3 separate regions of the Mus musculus genome follow, and all the other regions are linked to region 2. The links are chromatin loops, found by intact Hi-C in ENCODE. Cell type or tissue: left cerebral cortex. All regions are shown on one strand.

Region 1 (8,000 bases), 1.8 Mb before region 2:
GAGTCTGACCCTAAATAAAATTGAGTGCATCTTTTGTAATGGAAGTCGCTTGGATTCCTGAAGTTGATAAATTAAGGGCATTTCTTATTTTGTGCCATTGCTTTCCTATTGCTGCAGCACGTTTGTAGCCTGAACCAGCATGCTTGGTAACAGATCGCAGTGTCCTGAGGCTGAAACAAGGCTCACTTGAGCAAAGTCCAGGTGCTGGCCAAGCTATTCTGTTCTGAGTCACCAGGAGAAACCTCTGCCCTCATGCTAGAAGCCTTTCCTCAGCTAAACCTGTTCTCAGCTTCCTTAGTGACTGACGCTACCTTAAATTCAGGTGCTCACATGAAAAGGCATGGATGACCCCACGTGTGTGTTTGATTCCTACACGTGGCTGTGTGCTTTTCCTGGAAGCTCCCTTCTGTTAATCCTTCCTTGTGCTGCCCATGGTTCTTGGATGTTGCTGTCTCCCACCTCCCGCCTTTGCCTGGTTCTCAGCCTTGCAATCTACACTGTAGGAAAGGCTTTAGAATATGAACCAGGAGGTTGGGACACTTGTGGGTGCTGGTAGATAATTCTTTGACAGTGTGCCAATTTTCTCATAGCCTGCTGAAACTTTCAGTGGGGCTGAAACTTCCAAGTAAAGTGGGGACTGGCGAGTCAGCCTAGTCAGTGAAGGGTGTGCTGTGCATGTTCCAGCATCCGAGTTTGCTTTCCCAGCAGCCACGTGTAAAGTCAGACATGGTAGTGCATATGTGTGCACTTAATGAACATGGCCAGGCCACACGAGATAGCTACATATTAGGTAGGATTGCTTGGTCATTGTGACTAGGTTAATTCTATAGGTTTCTCCATTGAGACATGAATATTTTGGCTATGCGTGATGTTGGCGTTCTTGGTGATCTAGATGGTTTCAGATAAGCTCCAGGTTTTTAGTGCTTGCTCCAAGTTTTGCAAGGTTAAGTGAAAATAACAGTGGCATTATGAATATGGCCTAGACATACATCCAAAATATTTAGAAGTAGCTGTGTGTGGACCAGACTAGATGGCAGCTCAGTAGGGAAATAAGCAGGTTTCTATCTAGCAGAGTAATTGTGTATCTGACACCACATTAATAACTTACATTTATCATGGCCTCAGGTATTTACAAACTACAACTTTGCATACAAACCTATTTTGATCACCCAGTTTTGCAGTAAGTAGACTTATGTCCTAGAACCTTCTAGTCACTAAGAATTGAATTACAAATAGTTTGAGCTCATTAGAGACCTGTTTACCAGATTGCTGCTTAATTCTCAAAATTTGAGTCTCTGGGTATATGTACATCTCTGGCAGGACTTTCCTGAGATGAAAGAACTAGAGCAATTGATTCACTAGAGAAACTTGTAGTTCAGACAAACTTGTAGCTCAGCAGAGATGGTCCATGTGAGTACAGATACAGTGGCTCACCCCCTAGACTGTGAACCTGGAGTAATTCAGAGAAACCAGGCTGAGAAAAATCATCACTGAATCTCAACTTTAGAAAGCAAAGAAATTGTCGCGATCCTTTCTTACAGATAAGGAAAATGAAGTTCACAAAGGCCAGTAGTGTGTCCTAGGTTACATGCTCAATTATTCACAGAACTAAGGCCAGTAGTGTGTCCTAGGTTACATACTCAATTATTCACAGAACTAAGTTAAAAAAATTCTTTTCAGGCCTGAAGAGGGAACTGAGCAGTTGAGAGTGCTTGCGCTTCTTAACACTTAAGTATGGTTCCCAGCTCCTGACTAACTCTTGGTCCAGAGTGGCCTGGCCTGGCCTTTGCACATACCTGAACACATGTGCTATGCACACATATGTGTGTAGACACAAAAATGAAAATACTATATTTTCTAAATGAAAGAAGCTGGACCTTTTATTGAATGTAGCATCTGCCTGTAATCCCAGCAATGGGGATCTGGGGTCTGGGGCAGGAGATTCAACACAGCAACCTCTTGTCCAACCGTGATTACAAAGCAAACTGTCTTAAAAACAAAACGAAAGGGCTGGAGAGATGCTCAGCGGTAAGAGCACTGACTGCTCTTCCAGAAATCCTACGTTCAATTCTCAGCAACCACATGGTGGCTCACAACCATCTGTAATGGCGATCTAATGCCCTCTTTTGGTGTGTCTGAAGACAGCTACAGTGTACTCATATACATAAAATAAATCTTAAAAAAAAAAAAAACAAAAATAAGAAACCGAGTCTTCCTAAGCTTATGTCCTAGCTGCTCTTTCACTGAGTCCAGACTAGAAATTACAGCGCGTTCTAGCTCCTAGACTACCTTGGCTGTCCCCTGAGGGCTCTGGAACACTACCCACAATTCGGGTCCAAGACTACATTGCTCCGCTCATGCAAGAAAGAATCCAGTCCTGCCACTCACATGATCCTACAGCTAAAGTTCCTAAGTCTGATTCTGTCTAGTTCAATTGGCCATGTAAGCATTTAAAAATGGTCTGGGAGACTTCTGGAGCTGGGGAATGCTCAAGTCACAGGCCTGACCTGGAAAGACAGGGAACAGGTAGGGTGATGACCTGGCTGGGCTCCAAGCCCAGGAGCTGGAGAAAAGTTTAAGTGGTACAGGACCGAAGAGGCGTGGCTTTGGTAGGGCGTTGCAAAAGGGGCGTGGCTCTGGGCGGGGACTTGACAGGAAGGAGGAAGGCCAGGCCCGTGTGGCGACCTGGAGCAAGGGTTGGCTTTCAGCGGTGGCCACAATGGCTGCTCACTGCCGGGGCACAGAGCTCGGTAAGGGCCAGCGGGTTGCGCTCCCCTTCGCCAGGTTGGGGGTGGGGGTGCCCAGGGCGATCCCCGGAGGGCGGAGACCTGAACTGAGGCAGAACTCGGGGACAGCCCTGTCGCCAGGCTCTATGCAGTCTTAACCCTTTAAGCGGAAGCAAGGAAGGGTTAATTAGATCTTTGCACTATGTAGCTCTGTGGTCGCAGTAAACCAACCCGAGTGAAAAGCCTGCCGGGTACTTGTGTGCCATTCATTTACTGCCGGACTCACGTAGCCATTCCCAAAGTTGGCTGTGCTGGTGGTCATCGCCGTCTGCTAAAAATGATTTTAAATGCTTAGACAAAATGTTCTTTTTAAAACTATTTTTCACCTTATTGATACTAGTTCAGATATTTCTGGGAAAAAAAATTAAAAGTCTGTAATTCAAACGTAGCAAAAACGTGACTGAGCCAAATGTCAATGACTTAACTTTGCATAATAGATTGTTTGCTTTGTATCCTGGACCCTCTTAGGTGTGTGATTTTGGGTAAATTACTCACTCTGTGCTTATATACCGGCATCTGTAAAGTAGTTATTTATTAGGAAGCTACTTCTGTCTGAAGGTGGTTTGGATAGTGTGAGGAGGGGATACTTGGAGCCGCTGGTATATTTCTCTGCACTTAGTGTTGAATAAGCAACGATAATGAGCGCACTAAGTTCTTTTCATAGGGACTGATTTTGAGTGGCTGTGAGTGATACACAGGGTTACTCTTTTCAGAAGGGACTTGCCAGTCTAGACTTTAGAAGTGTTTAGAATTGCATGCTTGACAGGTAGTCTCTGTACCAGGTTAATGGCACTTTAGTCCCTCTCTCCAACAGAGCCTTACACTTTATCCCTGCAGTGTAAACTTTAGCAGTGACCCTGGAAGATGGACTAAGGGCTGAAGATGAAGCTAGTCTGCATCTTTGTACAAGGTCGAGGATGTAACATAATTCCCCCCCCCCCCCAACAGCTCTTTTAAAGTTTCAAATTTTCCTTTCAGGAGATGCAATTAAGCCAATTTTACTCCCCCCCCCCCCCCCCGCCCCCAGCCCCTAGGTTTCTCTGTGTAGCTCTACACTGTCCTGGAACTCACTCTATAGACCAGGCTGGCCTGGAACTCAGAAATCCACCTGCCTCTGCCTCCCAAGTGCTGGGATTAAAGGCGTACGCCACCACTGTCCGGCCATTTTTACTTTCTTAAAGTGTAAGTCCTGGGCTGGGTGCTATTGCACACACCTGTAACCCCAGCATCAGTTGTGTGTCAGGTTAGCCTGGACTATATAGAAAGAGCTTTCTTAAAAAGCCATCAAAACACTACCTTTCCCGTGTTGCAAAGTAACAGTGTAGACATTAACAGCTGCTATTTAGAGTAATAGTTAATGTGCACTCACACCTCCATGTATAGATTATATTTTCCTTACTGTTCTTGTTATAATCACATAGATTGCAAGAGTTTTTGTGTGCTGTGGTATTAATCCTTAGGCGTGACACAGCTGTAATCTAATCTGCTAAAGTAAATCACGTGAATTATATATGTACTATGAAAAAAATTGTTCTGTATTAATTTCAACATTGCTTTAATTGATGAGTTTTGTGGTTTTTTGCTGATTAAAGACATCTTAATGTTTTTAATGAGTACTACTTTTTAAAAAGAAATTAGCGTTATTTAAACACATTTGTATTAAAAAATTTTTAGGAAAATGCAGTTATCACCAGGGAGATTGTAGAATTCATTAGTCATTGTTATTTACAATTTTTTTCATTTTATTTTTATTTTATGTGTGAGATTTTGCCTGTACACGGTCTGTTTACCATTACACGTGCAATGCCTGTTGAGGCCAGAAGAGGGCATCCAATCCCCTGGGATTGGATTTCAGATGGTCTATGGCTGCCATGTGGGAGTTGAACTCAGGGCCTCTGGAAGAGCTCTTGACTGCTGAGACATCTATCTCATCAGCCTTTAAGACAGCTTTTAAAAATCAAATGTATTTGTCTACTTTGTGTGTGTGTGTGTGTTAGTGCTGGGGGTGGGAATACGCGCATGCACACCTCTGGAGATCAGAGGGCAGCTTTCACAGTTATCTCACCTTCTACCTTTTGACAGCCAAGATTCAAATTCAGGATGTCTAAGTGTGGCAGTAATTGTCTTTGCCCACTGAGCCATCTGGCTGGCCCTGAACTTGATTTTTAGGATGAGAACTCTGCAAGGAAAGTTTCTCCCAGCAGGGGATGTGTAAAAGAGGCTTTCCAGACAGGGATGCTCTGATTGTAATAGCAGAACGTGGATGTCCAACCGTCTGGGTCTGGGTGGTTCTGGAGCACACTCAGGAAACCACCATGCTGGTTGTTTGTTAATCCCTCCAGGGTCTGTCAACCAACATGTTCTAGACCTTTCCTTAAAATGTCCATAAACATGTTTTTTTTTCTTCAGTTCCCCAAGTAACCTAGGCCCTTACATGTGGACCAGTGGAATACATCTTTACTTACTGTTTGGCGAATCTGTCCATGCAGCTGTGTGTAGACAGGAGCCATGAGTGCCCTGCCTTTCTGGGTTTGAATGTCAGTCAAAGGCCATTTGATGACATCTGGTTTTATGTTTTTATTTTATGTATTTATTTATTTATTTATTTTTTGGTTTTTCGAGACAGGGTTTCTCTGTGTAGCCCTGGCTGTCCTGGAACTCACTTTGTAGACCAGGCTGGCCTCAAACTCAGAAATCCGCCTGCCTCTGCCTCCCAAGTGCTGGGATAAAAGGCATGCGGCGCCACGCCCGGCTTGACATCTGTTTTTAAAGGCATCTCACAGTTATGGTGGTGGTTTTGTCTTGGGATTTCTATAACTGAGGAAAGACTATGAGCAAAAACAAGTTGGGGGAGAAAGGGCTTATTTCCCTCCCTGTTCGTCTTTGAAGCAAGCCTTGAGCAGACACTTAACTAGGGCAGGGGTCAGGAGCCATGAGAGGATGCTGCCTTCTGGCTTGCTCAGCTTGCTTTCTTATAGAACCCAGGACCACCAGCCCAGGGATGGCACCACCCACGGTAGGCTGGGACCTCCCTCATCAGTCACTGATTAAGAAAATGCCCTTCAGGCCTGACTCCGTCCTGATCTTTGTGTAGGCATTTTTCCTCCAGTTGCAGTTCCCCCTTCTCGGATGACTCTAGCTAATGTCGAGTTGGCATAAAGCGAGCCAGCGCAACAACTTCATTTCAAATTTGTGCCTCGTCAGAGGTATCTGGAAAGTGGGGATTTTGTACTGGGGAGCATTTTCCCAATGTCTTACTTCATGTCAGACTGTTTCTGTTAAGGGAAAAGTTTCAAGCAGATCTTAATTGTGAAGAAACAGGGACAGTTTAACAGACACTGTTAGTAACAAGTGGTACATATATAGCTATGGTTGAGGGTGTTCAAAACAAAGAATAATCTTGGTGTAGCACAAAGGAACACAAGGATGAAGCCAAAGCAGCTCAAAGTCCACTCTTTCTGCAAGAAGGGTGTTGAGAAACCAAACCCTGCTAGCAGGCACCCTGGGCATGACATTCCCTTGGCTTTTATTTTACAAAGGTGGTGAGTGTGTCTTTCCCCCATTTGCTGTGGTCTAACTTCATCGTGTTCTGAGGTGGCTGGTTTTGGGCTTTATGCATATGGGTGGTTTACCTGCATATATGTCTGTATGCCATGTACATTCTGGTATCCTTGGAAGCTGAAAGAAGTTATCACCTCTCCTGGAGCTGGCGCTTCAGACCATTGTGAGCTCTTGGTGCTGGGAGTAGAACTTGGGTCCTCTGCAAGGGCAGGCAGTGCTTTTAACCACTGAGCCATCTCCACCAGCCCAATTCAAAGTCCTTTTAAAAAAGATTATAAATGGAATATCCATTCATCTTTTACCTTTGTGCACTTATGAAGTTATATATATATATATATATATATATATATATATATATGTGTGTGTGTGTGTGTGTGTGTGTGTGTGTGTGTGTGTATTTCTGAGATGGTATTTTTAAAAATTTTTAATATTAATTTAATTTTAATTTTATTTATTTTTTTGTGTATGGGTGTTTTGTCTGCATGTACGTTTATGTACCACATGGGTGCCTGGGTGCCCTTGTCTCCCCTGGGACTGGTGTTACATGCAGTTGTGAACTGACATCTGGGTACTGGGACTCAAACTCAGGTCCTCTGGAAGAGCAACCAGTGCTCTTAACCACTAAGCTGTTGCTCCAGTCCCTGAAATGATCTGACATATTATAGTTTGGCTTAGAACATTTTTAGGTGAGTGTGACCTTGAATCTTAATCCTCCTGCCTCCACCTCTCAAGGGCTAGGATTATAGGAAGCCTGGCTTAGACTGCTCGTTAAGTGAGTTGTGATAACAGGGGTTCTGGCTCCCCGAGGTCATCGTCTCTTATTTTTGTGTTTGTAAGAGCTTGTGTGAGACTAGGAGCCTGGGAAGCTCCCTTCTCCCCTCCTGTGTGGACTCTGGGCGGCTGTATGCATGGCTGCCCTCCTTACCTATTTGGGCTTCCATGCCCTACTTTGGTCTTGAGGCTGCCCTGGCCAAATGTAGTGGCTCAGATGCCCATCTTGTTCACCTCCTTTCCTCTTTTCTCTGGTGGTTTAGGACGGTTGTCCAAGGAAGAAAGGCAAAAGGAGCCAAAGTGCATTTTACAAAAGAAGTCTTTATAGGCACCGAGATGTGCAGAGTCCTGTGTGGAATACCTCTTGTACTGTGGCACCAGGGTACTGATCCCAGGGTTAGCTGACCTGTTCCGAACTCTAAGAGCACAGGCCTCTCAGCCAGAATATCTAGGACAATAAAGGTCACTCAGGTGTTGGCTGAGCTTGCTGTCCCAGTGCTGTGATTGGATATCAGTACTAAGGGGTGGAGGCCAGAGGGCTAACAATTTTGAGGCCAGCCTGGGATAGTTAAGAGACATTGTCTCAACTGAATTAAGCAAAACCACCACAAAGGAAGGAACAAAGTTGTATTTGAGGGGCCAGAGTAAGGAACCCCCCCACCTTGACTGCTCCATTAATAAAGGGAAGGGTCTTATTTTGAAGAGTCTAGAGCAGAGAGAGAAGAAAGCCGACTGGACATGGCCAGGGCTGGGGAAACGCGAGAGAAGAGAGGAGATGGGGCAAGAGCTGGAAGCTGGAGCTCAGGAGAGAGCAGGAGGCAGAGCCTAGGGCGAGCCCATAGCAAGGGAGGGAGGGGCCAGTGAGCCTAGCTGGATTGTAAG
Region 2 (8,000 bases):
TCATATCAAATATTTAGTCCCCAAAAGGCAAGGAAAATGACAAATATATTTCTTTATAGCCAAAGCCTTCAGTATCATTCTGTTGGAAATAGAATGTTTCTGGAGTCCATTCCTAGTCACTCCTTAGTACAGCGCCTCCTACAGCTTCTTCCTCCACATCCTTTCCCCTCCGCTTACCCCCATCCAGACACGGTGCACTTGCATTTCTATGAGGTCACGTGATGGCTTGTATGTGCTTGGTACGGGAAGTGGCACTATTTGGAGGTGTAGCCTTGTTGGAGTAGGTGTGTCACTGTGGGCGTGGGCTTAAGACCCTCCCTCACCCCTAGTCAATCTTCCACTAGCAGCCTTCAGATGAAGATGTAGAACTCTCAGCTCCTTCTACACCATGCCTGCCTAGATGCTGTCATGATATTGCCTTGATGATAATGGACTGAACCTCTGAACCTGTAAGCCAGCCCCGATTAAATGCTGTCTTTTATAAGACTTGCTTTGGTCATGGTGTCTGCTCACAGCAGTAAAACCCTGTCTAAGACAGTTCACCATTTAGATTTCACAAGGACTTTGAGGAATTACTGGCCTCTATGCCCTGCATGGTTCTTGAAGAGAGTGGTCTCCAGTTCCATTGAGGTTGTGGTAAAGGATAAGACATGAGTTCAGTATTTGTGATTAAACTGCATTCCACTGTCTACACATCAAGTCCTTTTCATCTGCTTGTTCCTTGATGGACACTTTGGAGAATTATGGATGGGCATGTAAAACATGGGAATGTGCGTCTTTGCACACACTGATTTCCTTTGCTCTGAACATAAGTGAACAGTGAAATTTACCAGCATGTGCTGATTTTACCCTTTCCATTGGTTGAGGAATCTCCACGCTGCTTTCTATCAGGGCCTGGTTCATTGATTTCCCAGCAACAGTGTAATCATTTGTTTTCTCCACACCTTCTGCCTGTATCTGCATCTATTATCTTTAGTCATAGGGACTCTAAGGAGGAGGACTGATGCCTTGCTGGGGTTTATCTGCATCTCCCTGACAAGTAGTAATGGGAGGCACTTTTTCACATCCCTGCTGGTCATGCACCTCTTCTTTGGATTTATCGTGATTTTTTAAACCATTTTTCATTGTTTGCGATGGTTTTTTTCTTTTTTTTTTTTACTTTTTCTATTTTACCTTATCATGATTCATGCGTGTTTGCATATGCATATATGACACATGTGTGTGTGTGTGTGGTGATGTGTGGATGTAGGTTCACAAATGCCACAGCATGTGCATGAAGGTTGTAGAAAAATCTCAGGGGTCAGTTCACACCTTCCACCATGATTGGGACACGGTGTCCTGTCTCTAAGTGAATACTCAACACTAGCATTCCCTCTCATGGAAGTTTCCAGGGGTGATTCTCCTGCCTCCGCACTGAAGCTCTGAGGTTACTGCTCCAGAATCCCTAAGTATAACCTCCTGCTTTACCTGGCTTTGGGGGATCTGAACTCAGGTTCCTCTGTTTGTACAGTAAGCGCTTTGTCCTCTGGGCCATCTCCCCAACCGTTTCCAAAATGCCCTGAAATTAATACCTTTTCATATATGTGCTTTTATATGTGTATGTGTGTGTGTGTGTGTGTGTGTGTGTGTGTGTGTGTGTGTGTGTGTATTTCCCATGCTTTGTGGTTTATCTCTGTCTTTTGATTATTGTTTCCTTTGCTATAGGGACAGGTTTTAGTTGGATTTAGTTAGTAATAATGTGTATTTCTTTTGGATTTCTGTGCTTGAGAGGGGTGTGTCTTGCCTAAATATTTCTTTCCAGTTTCAAGGTTAAGAAAATGTCCATGTTTTCCTTCTTTGAAATCTTGTGTTTAAGTCTTTCATCCGTTAGAATTTTAACTGTTATGACTGAGGAATTCTTTGGACAGTTAACACACTTTTGCCAGTACCACCAGCTGGCAGGATGATCCCCCCTCCAACACATTTTCCTTGCACTTCAGTGAACTATCGGCTGGCTGTTGGTGTGTTGCCTTGCCTCTAAACTCTCTACCCTCTATCACAGGTCTGCATACATCTCCATGCCAGAACCATGCCATTTTGATTGCTACAGCTTTATAGCACATTTCAAAAGTATGCATGAAATGTCTCTCTTTATTCTTTGGGCTCAAGGCCACTTCAGCTATTCAGGGTTGTTTTGTGGTTTCATAGAAAACCTGCAGTAATTTTTGTTATTTGCCTGAAGAGTACCACTGGTCGTCTGACTAGGAACGCACTGAACCCTCCAATTATTTGCTCAGGGAAGAGAGAGCTGCCGTTTAATTGCCCACTCGACAGAGAGCTTCAGACACATCAATTTAAGTGCATGTAGGGAAGGAATTCTGAACTCTGCTAGGCTATTCAGCTGGAACAAAATACTTGAGAAAATGAAATTATGGCAAAAGAAAAGGTTGGTTTGGGCCACAGATTCGTAGGTCCTAGCACCTGGCTGTTTGGTCATGTAGCTTTGGGGATATGGAGTCCAGCATTCCACAGAAGAGAACTTTAGGGCACTGCAGCTCCGTTCCCTGGATGGGAAGAGAGAAGAGAATGGCAGGCTCCCATGCAATGCCTTCACAGGTATGTTCAGGTTGACCCAACTTCCTTCCCTGCGGCTCTGCCTCCTAGAGTTTACACCAGGTTTCCAAACAGCGCCACCAATCGGCAAACTGATGTATAACACGAGAGTCTTTGGTGAGCATTTACTGTCCAAGGTATAAAATACTTTGCTTTTTAACTTCCCTAAGCAGTAATTTCACAAGTTCAGTCCAATGCTCACTGTATTCTTTTACAGGAGGATACTCAGGCCTGGAAATTTTGTTGCAATATCTTTCTTTTAAAGCAAATGTGGATTTTTGTTTAGTTAAATGCTGAATGTCAGCAAAGGGTTTGGAGACAACTCCCAGCATGATTCACTGTGCAGGAAGGTTCTCGAAGCTCAGAATCTCTAACATGTAAAATACAGCCACTCTGAGTCCCTTATCTATGACCACTTTGGGTCCCTGCCAACAGTGAGGTAGTCATTAACACAACTGCGTGAGCTCCTGGGAAAACGGAAAAGGTTCTTCCCTCTGAGGGAAACCATCTACTTCCTATAACATTGTGGGTAGACCATAATTTGTTTTAGGTAGAAAAGTCAATGACGAAATTGATCATATCTGCCAGTAGCTGAGAACTGGGCACGAGTGGACACGGCGGGCGCGAGGTGAAGAATGTGTTTTCAGAGTCACTGAGATACTTGCTGTGTGTTGTTGTTGTCTCTGGTTATTCCTTCCTCCTCTTTCCCACTCAGATAGTTTGTAAATATCAGAAATCACAGTCTCTGTTTTTAGATGACGTTAAAATGGAAGACAATGCATCTCAAACATTCTCTGCGACCTGGAAGGAGCCCGCTCTGCAGTGTGTGACGTGGCAGTTAAGTTCTGATCATTACGCAATCGCCAAATACCTTTTATCTCTCGTGCAAACTACAACTGAAAAGGATTTCAAGTTCAAGGAATTGAAACCCATGAGACCACCCTTTTCCAGAGAAGCTGGGGACCTGGTTTTCTTTATTTACGCAATGATTTCAGCGGATTCCCTCACCATTACAATTCTCTGCCTCACCTAAATCCTATAAGGAACTGGTTACTACGCAAGGTAGCCGATCTGAGATGACTTCAGCACCCTCAGAAGGGGTCTTTTTATTTTGTTGTTTCGTTTTTTTCCTAAGGAGAGGGATAGTTGTCGTCCAGAAGATCACCAGAATTCACTAGAAGATTTGAAGCGAGGTGAATAAATTGAAAGATCGGATGTCTTTCACAGCCTCATCCTCCTGGAGCTAATTTGTATTGCTTATGGTAATAGTGCCCTCTAGAGGAATTTCGTAGGAACTTGAAAGGCTAAAATGGATCTGGGAAAATTGAGGCTGTGTCAATGAGGAACGGAAATGAAAGTTTCCAAAACTAAATTAACTTTTTGACCTAACATGTCTCTTATGTAAAATTTGGTGCTCAAAGCCAAAATTACATTCATAATGACAAATACACACTTCTGAATATTTCAGACAATTCGTGAATATAGATGCATTGTTAATATACATGTGCTTAAAATTAAATAAGGAAAGGATAAAAGAATGTGATTATAAAATTAAAAATTATGATTGCACCATTTCTTTCCTTTCAGTACCCAAGCATCGTCTTCAGAAGTTACCATGAATAAATATTAACATTACTGAAGTCAACATAAACTATCATCATGAATTATTGAAAAGAAATTGAAACGAGGGCAACCAAAGTCATAATTACCGTTAACAACTCCAAACTGACATGATAAAACACCAACAGGTTAAAATTAGAAAAAGATATAAGATATATTATATGATCTCTCTATATCATTGAAACTTCCTTAATCCTTGAGTATTGTGGTGATCATTTCATGCAATTATTTGTTGTCATATCAAAGTGACTTTTTGTTTCACGCTATGAATTAATTACAAGACAAAGGTCATTCGCATCCAATGATTTCTGACTCCTACATCACACACCACAGTGATCTCCTGTGTTTGACCTCTTAAAGGAGAGATCAAAATAAGCAGAAAATAGCTTCCTTTCAGTGCTATACAAAGAACAATTATTACGGGCAGTTAAAAAATAAAACACATCAGAATTTCTTTCAGAGAGAAGCTGTATGGAAAAAGATCTCAGAAGGCTCTTTAGTGAGGGAATAAGGGCATCCACCAAAGCAATCATCCTTAAAATGGCAACAGTAAGAAAACTGACAAAGTTCCCCTACGACACCCGAGTCTCCAGGGATGAACTGTAACCTCAAACTGGGAGTCCCAAGAACCTTGGCTGCCTTAAATTCTTTTTGTTGTGCATTTTGTCCCACTAAGGAGAAAAGGAGCTGATATAAGTCCTATGTCTGTCCATGCATGACTGATGTGAATCTATAATTCAGTAAGTTCAAAAACTATTAAACTCATTAAACCATGAGTTACACAGTTATATAACAGAAATATGTGTACTTTTTTTCACTACAGTTTTGACTTTGATAAATAAACTTCTAATCCTGGGTTGGGCAAGTAGCTCCGTGCGTCAAGTGATGCCTGTATGGAGCCCAAGAGTCACAGGTCAGAGCTCTAGCATCCGTGTCATGCTGAGCACGGTGGCATTTTTGTTTGTTTGTTTGTTTGTTTGTTTGTTTAATTTCCAGCAATTGAGAATACACAGAGACAGACAGTCCAGGGTCCTGCTGGCCAACCAGTCTACATTCATTCATAGCGTGCTTCAGTGATTAGATCTTATCTCAAGAAAATACAGTGGAGACTGACAAAGGACAACTCATAAAACCGACTTCTGGACTCGACTCCACACATGCACAGAGGCAAGCACACATGTGCAAAGATATACAACACATACATACACACATATTATACAAGCACATACCACATGTACTCAAAACAAATAGGTAAATCGATAAGAAATGGGTAAAAGTCTAGCTCCCATATCTGTAATAGGCTGTCTGGTACACATTGTCCAAAGAAACTACACTATTTTAGCCCTTATTTTCCTAGAGTCACTTATAATTAGTAATTATTACAGAATAATAATATAATTGCCAAATATAACATAACTTACCAATGTGATTGACTGTCATTGGTCTTTCAAGATGTTCGTTCAAACATCTTAGAGCAAATTGCTGAGGTGCCTCGTTAAAGTCAACACTGGTACAACTTGAGCAATTGGCAGTGCTTACTGGGATAAGTCTGTTACAAGAACGACAGTTTACACTGCAGGCACAGGAAGAGTGTTCGCCTATCCACACAGATCAAGAATGTACATGATGTTGTTAGGTGGCTCTGCTCTCTCTGTTACAGCATGGCCTGGCTTTTTGGTACCATGGATCATGAGTTCGGGAACACCATTACAATGAAAAAGCACCGGATCCTCTGTCTTCCACTTCTTGTTCAGACATTCCGCTCATCTTCTATAAGTTTTCATTTCAATCACTTGTATTTCCATGTATTGAAAAAAATTCCTTTTGGTGGCTTTTATGGTTCACGACACACTTGCCAACAGAGTCAAATTACATTTTTTTAAGCATTGCGTTTGTAATGTACTCCCTGTAATAATTTCCTAGGGCATTTTCCTGAAAAGACATTCCAAAAATCATAAAGATAGTTCTTCATATAGGGCAAGAAGAAGCAATAAGAATTCACCCATTTGTGTAAATATAGGCGATGATACATGACGGCGTGAGGTTCACTTTCACACCTGAATAGTTGCACCAACAGTTCCTATGCACATGCAAGCAAGCACACATGCATATGTGTATAGATAATAACTATCATTCCTGTATCAGTCATAGTTAAAGCTATTTGCATACCATCATTTTTAAATTATTAATTACAAATATTCGAACATAGTTACTTTTTAAATTTAGTTTATAATCATAAACGCTTTAACAGTTTGCTCAGATATTTGACTTTTCCTGTTAAACTACCATACCGACAAATTAGAATGTAATGTAATTATTTTTTATTATTCTCGTGATATGGTTTTTAGTGTTTCCAATGTAACAATAGAATAACTTTATATAATTTCTCATGAAAATACAACTCTTAAGATGGCTCAGTAGTTAAAAGCACTGGCTGTTCTTCCATAGGACCTAGGTTTGATTCCAGCACCCACATGGCAGCTCACGACTGTAACTCCTGTTTCAAAGGCGATGACACCCTCTTTTCTCCTCTTCGAGTGCCAGTCAGACATATAGTACACAGACATCTTTAAGAATTAAGGAAAATGTATTTTACCTAAGGATTATGTAATTTATTTCAACGGACATCTCATTAGATAATTTTAAGTCACACCCCCACCCTGATTACTTTTCATCTTTACTTATTTTCCAATTTTAATCTTAAAAGTTACCATTGTTTAGGGCATATTCAGTAATATGCAAGCCTGAGAACTGAGCTCAGTCCTCGAGAACTCACAAAGAAATGCTGCATGTCATGGGACATACGTGTAATCCCAGCACTGGGAAGGTAGAAACAGGTCTTGAACTCTTTGCTTAGCCAGCCTAGCTCACATAGTGAAGTCCTGGCCAAGTGAGAGAACCTGCTTACAGCCTGGTACAGACAGAGAAGACACCTAAATATCAAGCCCCGCCCTCCCTGTTCATGCACGTGCCCAAGGTAGTGCTACACCCTTACACACATGCAAACTCACAGTCATGTAATGCGCGTAGCTTCTACGTGAACTGAGATCATCACAAGGTTTCCCTATTTGGTTGAAATATGTTAACATGATTAATGAATTTCAATAATGAGAACATTGTAAGATTAAAGTAAACTTGGTTAAGATTGATGTTTGAGTTCTTACAAAAATGCTGCATACAAAAATTTTGCATGTATATTCAAAAATTAAACTATAGTTTCTATTTGTTGGCATCTATGGCAATTTATTTATTTATTTATCTATTTATTTTTCTCTAACCCTATTATTAGGGTAACTTCATAAGGGAGTTAGTTAGTAAACATGCATCTTTTTCAATCTCTAAAATGATTCAGTGGGTTAGGTGCTTGCCCTATTAAGTATGAGGACAGGACATGAGTTGGGACCCCAGTACCCACATAAAAGCCAGGATTGCCATCCAATACCTGTAGGAACTCTGACACTAAGGTACCAAAGACAGGAGGATCTCAGGGGCTCACTGCACAGTCTAGTTAAACTAGTGAGCTCCAGATACAGTAGAGGGTTGTGAATTAATATAAATCTCTATAATCCTGTACTGCCATAGCTAAAGAATTACGGACAGAGAGGATATCTCAGTAGAGCGAGAGCTTGAATGTTGACCTCTGGGTTCTATGCACACACATACAGATGAGCACACACACAAACCCCTGCATTCTTGCACATCCATCACACACATAAACTGAAAGTTATAGTTTTTATTTTTTCCCCTCCACAGCTTCTGGTCACTTCCTTGGACAGCTCTTACAAGAT
Region 3 (8,000 bases), 1.4 Mb before region 2:
AGCACTATCTAAATTTAAAACTTCATGCTCTGAAAGCAGCCTTTGCTCTAATGTGTCAGTCGTCATTTTGTCAGATTAGCTGTAACCCATGGTAGGCTCAATGTGATAACAATGGTTACAACTAAGCTTGAAAAATGTGAGCATATGAATTTGGCCTTCTCCCTCTCATTTGCAGCATGTCGCCTTAGGAAGACAGATGGGATAAGAACAAATATTTGGATAGCCTTATCGCCTCTATAACCAAGTTGGTCCCCAAACTGTGCCCCCGTCTGTTCTCTTGAAATTATAATCTACACCCTGCTCCCAAACCAAGCACTTCATAAAATTTAATGCTCTTTACTATTGGTATAGTTATTGTAGATCAGAGAACGTTACTCACCTAAATGTGACTGACCATGTTGGTGTTTGCTGAAATGGTAGTTCATGACTTATATTAACCATGAAAACAAATGCTACATTAAATTTCTGTGTTATTCAATCTACAAGCATAATAGCTAATGGGAGAGCACCTTTTCCTGGATACCTTGTCCTTTGTAACATCGTATTTAGAGGTTGGATCCAAGAATTTATTCTAATGATGTCTTCCTCACCAACCAACCTTAATGCCAGATGAGGCTCCCTCAATCTCTTTTCAGTATTTCACATTTAAAATGAAGACAGTGAAGTAGATGATTGAAAGAATCTACGACTGAAAACACTATTTGTTCTGGAGGCAGGTGTTCTACTCATTTCTAGTGACAGACTGTGAGCACCAACATGCGGGAGTAATTATGGTAGAAAGCCCATAACCTCATTAACAGGGTCAAAGACAATTGGTGAGCTAAAGAGCATTTTGTGGGTTTCATGTCTTAGAATAATAATAATAATGCTTAAATTAATTTTCTCTGAGTCACTAATGTCATGTCACTAAAACAACATGAACACTCCCAAACATTAAATAAATATTGAGTTCTCCCCATTTTAAGATTTACTCTTATTGTTTTTCTTCAAATGGGAGTATACTATCACTTGACTAGGCCAATCACTGATAGGTAGTAGTGTTGGGATGGGACAGCCAGAATGGCCAGAAGTAAATTACTTGCTCTATTCATTCTGGGTTCCTAAAATCATGATCCTGAGAATTAGAGTCCTCTAGGCCAAAATCTCAAGACACATAATAGAAGGAAATGCTTAATTCTTCATGAAACTACTAATAATCTCCCATGTGATGTATGTCTTGTGTACATCACTGAAGAGATGGAATTAGATACATTTGTAAAGAAGTCAAAAGAGACCATTGAAATAACTGAAATCAAACTGTAATGGGGTCCTCTGGAGGAAACCAATTCATGATATTCTGTTGGTTAAATCTGCCCTGGCATGCTTTGGTAGAGACCACATGGTAAAAAGGTATTTCACTAATGAACATTTGTAAGCAGTTTAGTGTCTGAGGGCATTAACAATGAACCAAGATTAGGCAGAGTTATATCCATAGAATTAAAGTTTCCATTTTATTATCAGTAGATATAAATTGAGAATGAGAGAGAGAGAGAGAGAGAGAGAGAGAGAGAGAGAGAGAGAGAGGAAGAAGAGAAGAGAGGGAAGAATGAGCGTAGAAGGAGGAGGAAGAAGAGAAAAGGAAGAGGAAAAAGAGGAAGAGGAGGAAGAAGAAGAAGGAGAAGGAGAAGAAAGAAGAGGAGGAGGAGGAGGAGGAGGAGGAAGAAGATGAGGAGGAGGAGAAGGAGGCAGATTAACTACTTCCAGGGCAGCTTCATCTACACAGTGAGTTTCAAGGTAGCCAGGCGTATAAAATGAGTGAGACAGAGTCTTGATAAAATAAAAGAGAAAGAAAGAATGCAAGGAGAGAAGAAAGGAAGGGGGGGCAGCATTATTATCGTTACACTTAGAAGCACACCGTGCCATTGTAGCCATTAGTCCTTTTGTTTTCTGGGTCCATTTGTGACACACTGCTTTTGTGACACACTGTTTTCTGTCTCTTGACTCGTAAAGTCTGAAATGTTTATTTGGGCTTTTTACAACACATGTCGACCTATGACCCTCACAATTCCCTTAAGACACTAATAGGATAGTGAGTTTTCTAGTTATTTGGCACCTACTAACTTGCCCTAAGATTTAATCAAAGCAATTACAGTAATAGAAAAGACCCTGCACCCCCAAAATAAGAGTGACTTCAAGTATAGAACTTGAAGCCATTTATTTTATGACCTTGCAAAGTGGGGCATGTATCTAGGGTAAAGGAAAGAATCGCTATTGTGATAATTTAGGGGGAAATGTGATTTTCATAGTTCCTGTTCTTGAGGAATTCTGCTCTCTTTCTGCCACATTGTGTTCTTCAGGGAGTTACAGTCTCTCTTGCTTGACTACCATAGTCTCCGTTCCAAATTTCTCATCCAACTGCACTTGAGATCTCCCCTTGTTCCTGGTATGTGGCCTCAGTCACATAACAAAGTGCCTCTAAATTTTCAGCTATAATGAAATGAAAGCACTCAGGCAAGAAGCTACCAGCTACTAGCTAGGAACGACAGAGGCCTAGGGATTCCTGTTTATCTGTAGTACTTTGATGAGTGCTAAATGTATACTGTACTAAAAATGGATCTTCAGGGCCAGTGAGATAACTCAGTTTTTAAAGCCGCTTGCCACCAAAATTTGACTGTATGATTTTCTGTGCTACTAAAAATAAACACGTTATTTATATATACATTTTCCTCTATTTTAACTCAAATTATTTGTTTCTGTTCTATATCATACATTATGTAGTGTGGAAAGATGTTAGACTATGTCATGATGCCTAAGCATTTGTCTAATTTTTTTAAAAAGAGAGAGAGAGATTCCAGGCAGGGGAGATGAGATGGTTCAAAGTGTTTGCATAAATGTTATCCCTTACAACACACATTTCAACAAATCTGGGTATGGTGGTGCACACTTGTAGTCCAAGCACTGGGGAGGTGGAAACAGGCAGATCCCTGGGACTCAGTAGTCAGCCAGCCTAGCCTACTTGACAAGCATTGGGCCAACAAATAAAACCATTGCTTCCTTGGGAATGGGATCCAAGGTTGTCCTGTAGTGTGTGCGTGTACACACACACACACACACACACACACACACACACGCACGCACACACTCACACACACACACACACTCACACACGCACACAAGCACACATGCACACAAGCACACACAAGCACACACAAGCACACACACATAAGCAATGAGACACCATTTACTTTCTTCATGGCCATGGGTTTCTCACCAGTGTCTGAACTTTGGTTTGCTCCCCCTGGTGGTTGAGTTTTCATGCCAGGATGCGGTTCCTCTGATGGAAGCTGAAGTTTCAGTTAATGCCGTCCTTTTGCTCATAGTAAATATGTAGAAATCATGACACCTCCCATGGAAAGCAATCAAATCACACCTTTTTCATAAATGATAGTTTAAAGTACTAACGTTCGATCACATCCTATGGCAGGTCTTAATGTCAACAGAACAGAGCACACTAGGACGAAATGACACCAAGCAGGTGCTCAGAAAGAGCTTACACTATCTACAACTAATTTAAGACTGGCCCATAATGATGGTCTTATGCCTGTCACGTTCAATGCAGTCATTGTGATGACGTCAGAAAACCTGGGCCTAGTTTCTTTGATGAGTTTATCTTACTGCTTTTTAAAGGAAACGTGATATGTGATTCCATTTGGGGCCTCAGGTCTTCTCACAGCTCTGCCACAGAAACAGGTTCTGAATCCATTAATTCAACAACCCACCCCAGATTCCTCTACTCAAAACAAAGTCAGTAACCATTACAGCTAGAATTCGGATCAGAGTCTGAGATGGAGTTCTAAGTAGAAAAAAAAATGACATGATTGCTGCTTTTAGGGACTTATCCCAGAATGAAATACTGGAAAAACTATGAAAATGATTGCAAATAATATTTATTAGGGTGCCATTTACTGAAGCAAAGCACTGCAACTCTTTAAAATATTCTCAGGACAGAAATCTGAGGACGTGCACATTGTATTATTATGAGACCATAACAAGGAGAAGACTTTGTCTATGCTAGTATCTCTACAATGAAGTTATTATTAAGGATACAAGATGATCCTGATGCATGTGTGTGTGCATGCTTACATTAGGGACGAGAAACAAAGTGAGTTCTTAATGTCCCCTTTGGGAGCTATGACTTTCTGAAGTTACATAGTAATTAAATAGTGTTACATAGTAATTAACTACAATACAGATAGCCTTTCATATACAACCAGGAAAGTTAAAGAAAGAAGACTTCATTGAGAGCACTGCTGGTGACATAATGACCATCAAGAACCTGTCCCAGGTGACTTTAAAATAACACGTTTCATTTGGAAAACAACAACATAATAGGAAGAATATCAACAACAGTTGAGGCAAAATCATTTTGAGACTAGAATATGTAATGTAGACTAAAAGAAAAAAGTAATTAAACTAGAGTTACTAAAATCAGAATTTGAGGCAGGGCATAAATGGGTTATAGAAGTGGACTTGAATAGGTAAAATAAAAGGAATCAAAATTCCTAAGTTTGACATTAGTCTGAACTGATGTGCTTGTGTGTGTGTGTGCATGTGTGTGTGTGTGTGAGTGTGTGTGTGTGAGTGTGTGAGAGTGGTAGTGGTGTGTGCTGTGTGTCTGTGGTATGTGTATGTGTGAGATAGTGTGTGTGTCTAAGTGGTAGTCATGTGCATTATGTGTGTGTGAGTGTGTGTGTGTGTAGTATGTCTGTCTGTGTGTCTTTGTGTCTGTGTTGTGTGTGTGTGTGAGTGTGTGAGAGTGGTAGTGGTGTGTGCTGTGTGTGTGTGGTGGTAGTGTATTTACCTCCTAGAAAGAGCTAGGAAAAAAATATGAAAATGATTGCAAATAATATTTATTGGGGTGCCATTTACTGCAGCAAAGAACTGCAACTCTTTAAAATATTTTCAGAACAGAAATCTGAGGAACATAAAATATATAGGCTCCATGCCAATAAACTGTCATATGACGAAGACCTTAAAACATTATATATATGGTTATCTATATAATATGTGTTATACATGCATGTTATATATGTATGTAGAAACACATATATACACTATATATGCACATACCTACAATTACACACATATACATATATAGCTATGTATCTAGACATCTAAAAAGATACACAGACTTTTTTGAAGACTGTTGGAGATCTTAACTTTTTTGAAAACCCTCCAAGAATCTATCCTACTTTTCCTATATAAACTACACCCCAACTTGACCAATAGCTGTTGAGAGGGAAATGTTTCTTTTTAGAAGCAAAGCAGCTAATAATTGAAGAAATAATTTATCTTTTCAACACCTAATGAGGTAATGGATTTAAGCAAAGATTATCAATGGCTGTTAACATAAGACAGCCAGAAGTTATTTATTCCGGAGAGACTCACACAATATCATCCATAAAACTATGTGGATAAAAGGCCAGGAAAACTCTCCCGAAGTCTCTAATTGTTTTATTTAACTTTTTATTGATTCTATGTGAATTTCACATCGTGCTTCCCAATCCCACTCATTTCCCTGTCTCTTTGTAACCTCCCTACCCCCACCCCCCCAAAAAAGAAAAAAAATCATTGTGGAAGCTGTAGTATATCAGTGTGTCCCACAGTATACCATTTCACCCACTTCTCTGCTTGCAAATGTTCATTGGGACAAGTCACTGATCTGGTTTGAGACCTCTAGGTTCTGCTACTCTATCAATAGCAGACCCTCACTGGGACCTCTCAGACATCTTGTTGTTTCCCTAGGTCATGGAGGTCCTGCAACTTTGGATCTGTGCCTACCAGAGCAGAGCTGCTCAAGTAAGGTAGGGTCTGCTCTCCGGAGTGCTGCAGCAGTCCAGGGTTTGGACCAGATCTCCTGCTCTCATGAACAGCTCTCTCACCTGCCCCACCCTGCCTCCATCCCCTGACATCAGGACCAGCTCTACTATGCTGCACAAGTGCAGGTCCCACTCTGAGTGCTGCAAAAGGTGAGGAGAAGGGACAGCTCTCCTGCTCTCCAGATCCCCTGTGGTCAGCTTTCTTGACTGCTGCAGGTGGGTAGTGGCAAGAGGAGTGGCATGATTCTCTCCCTCACCTTCCCTCTGTATCCACACAGCAGATGAGTACAGGGCTACCTCTCCCATGCACGCTCACACTCTCAGACTGGCTCATCTTCAACCCCTACAACCAGGGCCAGCTCGGCTGTGTGTGCTAGGCTAGGTGCAGCCTGCTTTCCTCAGAACTGCACCTGGGGAGGAGCAGATGGCTCTCCTGCTTGCACACCTTTGGCACCAGATCTCCCATGATGCCCAGTCTAGGGGTGGTGCCAGTTCTGCACAGCTCTCAAACATCAACATGGTGGTACCCCAGACCAGGGATGTCTGCCTGGATCTTGGTGGTAACATGCTGCTGCAGGGCCATCTAGACATGTTCCTGTGTAGCAGCATGGGCAAGGACCTCGCCATGCTCCCAGGTGACAACATCAGCTACTCACATCCAGCTGTTCCTCACCAACCTCCATTTTCCTGTTCTTTCTCTCTTCATTGTGCACACACCCTTCTGATTCTCTTTCTCTTTTATCTCTCCACCCCTTACTTGTTCATTTTAGTGTCCCGTGGGACTTGTGGATGTCTGAGGTCATCTCAGGAGTGCTGTGCCCCGCCCCTGCCAGATGGCGCAGGGCAGAGGTCATATCTGACTTGCTCCCTGCCTGGTTCTCGGGCACCAGACTGGTGGTTGTCTGCTGAAGTCTCTAATTTTGAATGTGAGATTTATAGGAGATCCAAGTGGGGCAAAGTGCCATGAAGTCAAAGAAGATCAGACCGAGAAAAACTGCCCAGGAAAGGAGTTCAAGTCTTCAAGGAAAGATTGTGGAGAGAAGACAGGGAGAGAGAGGGGTGTACAGAAAAAATCCTCTAGAGGAAAAAAATGAGACAAAGTATGAATATTCTTTGAATTCTAATTCCAAAACAAAACTATGAAAATTCATGAACTGGTATTGAAAATTTGATATTAATTACTTCAGTATTTTATGTAAGTGTAGGAGAGGTGTGCATGCCTGTGCACAAGAAGGAACCAAGTTTCCTCTGTCACTCTCTGTCTGTGCCTTTGAGGCAGGGTTTCTCTCTCTCTCTCTCTCTCTCTCTCTCTCTCTCTCTCTCTCTCTCTCTCAATCTCTTTCTCTTCCTACACTCTATGAGGCTGCGGACAGCAAGCACTAACAATCCTCCTGTTTCTACCCCTTTCAAAACTGGGGTCATAGACACAAGAAAGATGTTTGGCTTGTTACCCAGCATGCAGAAAGCTAAGCCATCTCTCTAGCACCTGATTTTGTTTGTTAGGCAATGTCTCAAGTAACTCAGGGTGAACTTATACTGTGGCTACAGCCAATGCTGACCTTGAACTCATAATCCTCCTGCCTCCACCAACTGAGTATAGGCCAGCACCACAACTGGTTAATGTGGTCTTGACAGTTTACCCCAGTGCTTCCAGCTGAGCACCTCCATAGCACAACTGACCTATATCCTAAGCTGCAGGAGGTCTAACTTTACAAGGTTCCCTGGAATGCTTAGAGCTCATTTAAGGTATGAGCACCCTAGAACCGAGTCTGAGCGTTAAGGCAGTGAGGATGTGCATGGGTTCTTCCTTGCTGACCCTGAGTGATCTGCACAGGGAGAAAAGTCTCCTCCTCTTCTTCCTCCTGCTCCTCCTCCTCCTCCGTTTGCTTCTTATTGATTGGATATTTTCTTTATTTACATTTCAAATGTTTTCCCCTTTCCAGGTCTCCTCTTCGGGATGCTCCTACCCCATCCCTCCTCCCCCTGCCTCTGTGAGGGTGCTCTCCCCCACTCTCCCTCTCCCATCCTCCCATCCTGACATTCCCCTACACAGGGGGATAGAAATACCTCAGGCCCAAGGACCTCTCCTCCCACTGACGACCAACGAGACCCTCCTCTACCACATATTTGGCCAGCGCCATG

What was found. Peaks named below come from ENCODE experiments on the same cell type or tissue, not always from the same donor. Only the 100,000 strongest peaks of a DNase experiment are listed, where the experiment ranks them.
Region 1: a loop joins it to region 2, with 5 times the contacts of the local background. A loop is called at or near these places in 3 of 42 quality-filtered maps.
Region 3: it touches region 2 in a loop (3-fold over the local background); 4 of 42 quality-filtered maps call a loop at or near these places.

The regions. Positions count from the first base shown.
Region 1 is chr6:137,751,889-137,759,888 of GRCm38, forward strand. Strap (serine/threonine kinase receptor associated protein) reads left to right here. Exons shown (of 10, transcript NM_011499.3): 10 at 1-42. It overlaps Dera (deoxyribose-phosphate aldolase (putative)), which reads left to right and starts at 2,689. Exons shown (of 9, transcript NM_172733.1): 1 at 2,689-2,750. The coding sequence starts at 2,720. In left cerebral cortex, a CTCF peak has its summit at 4,605 (motif pointing right); DNase peaks (open chromatin) are centred at 2,644 and 4,641; H3K4me3 peaks cover 1,012 bases.
Region 2 is chr6:139,573,811-139,581,810 of GRCm38, forward strand. No RefSeq gene overlaps it. Among named protein-coding and RNA genes, the nearest start is that of 4930404I20Rik, 20 kb to the left of the region's middle. In left cerebral cortex, CTCF peaks have their summits at 2,685 and 3,881 (motif pointing left); a DNase peak (open chromatin) is centred at 3,786.
Region 3 is chr6:138,160,846-138,168,845 of GRCm38, forward strand. Gm30213 (a long non-coding RNA gene) reads left to right here and starts at 5,710. Exons shown (of 5, transcript XR_869528.3): 1 at 5,710-6,008. In left cerebral cortex, a CTCF peak has its summit at 3,294 (motif pointing left); a DNase peak (open chromatin) is centred at 3,284.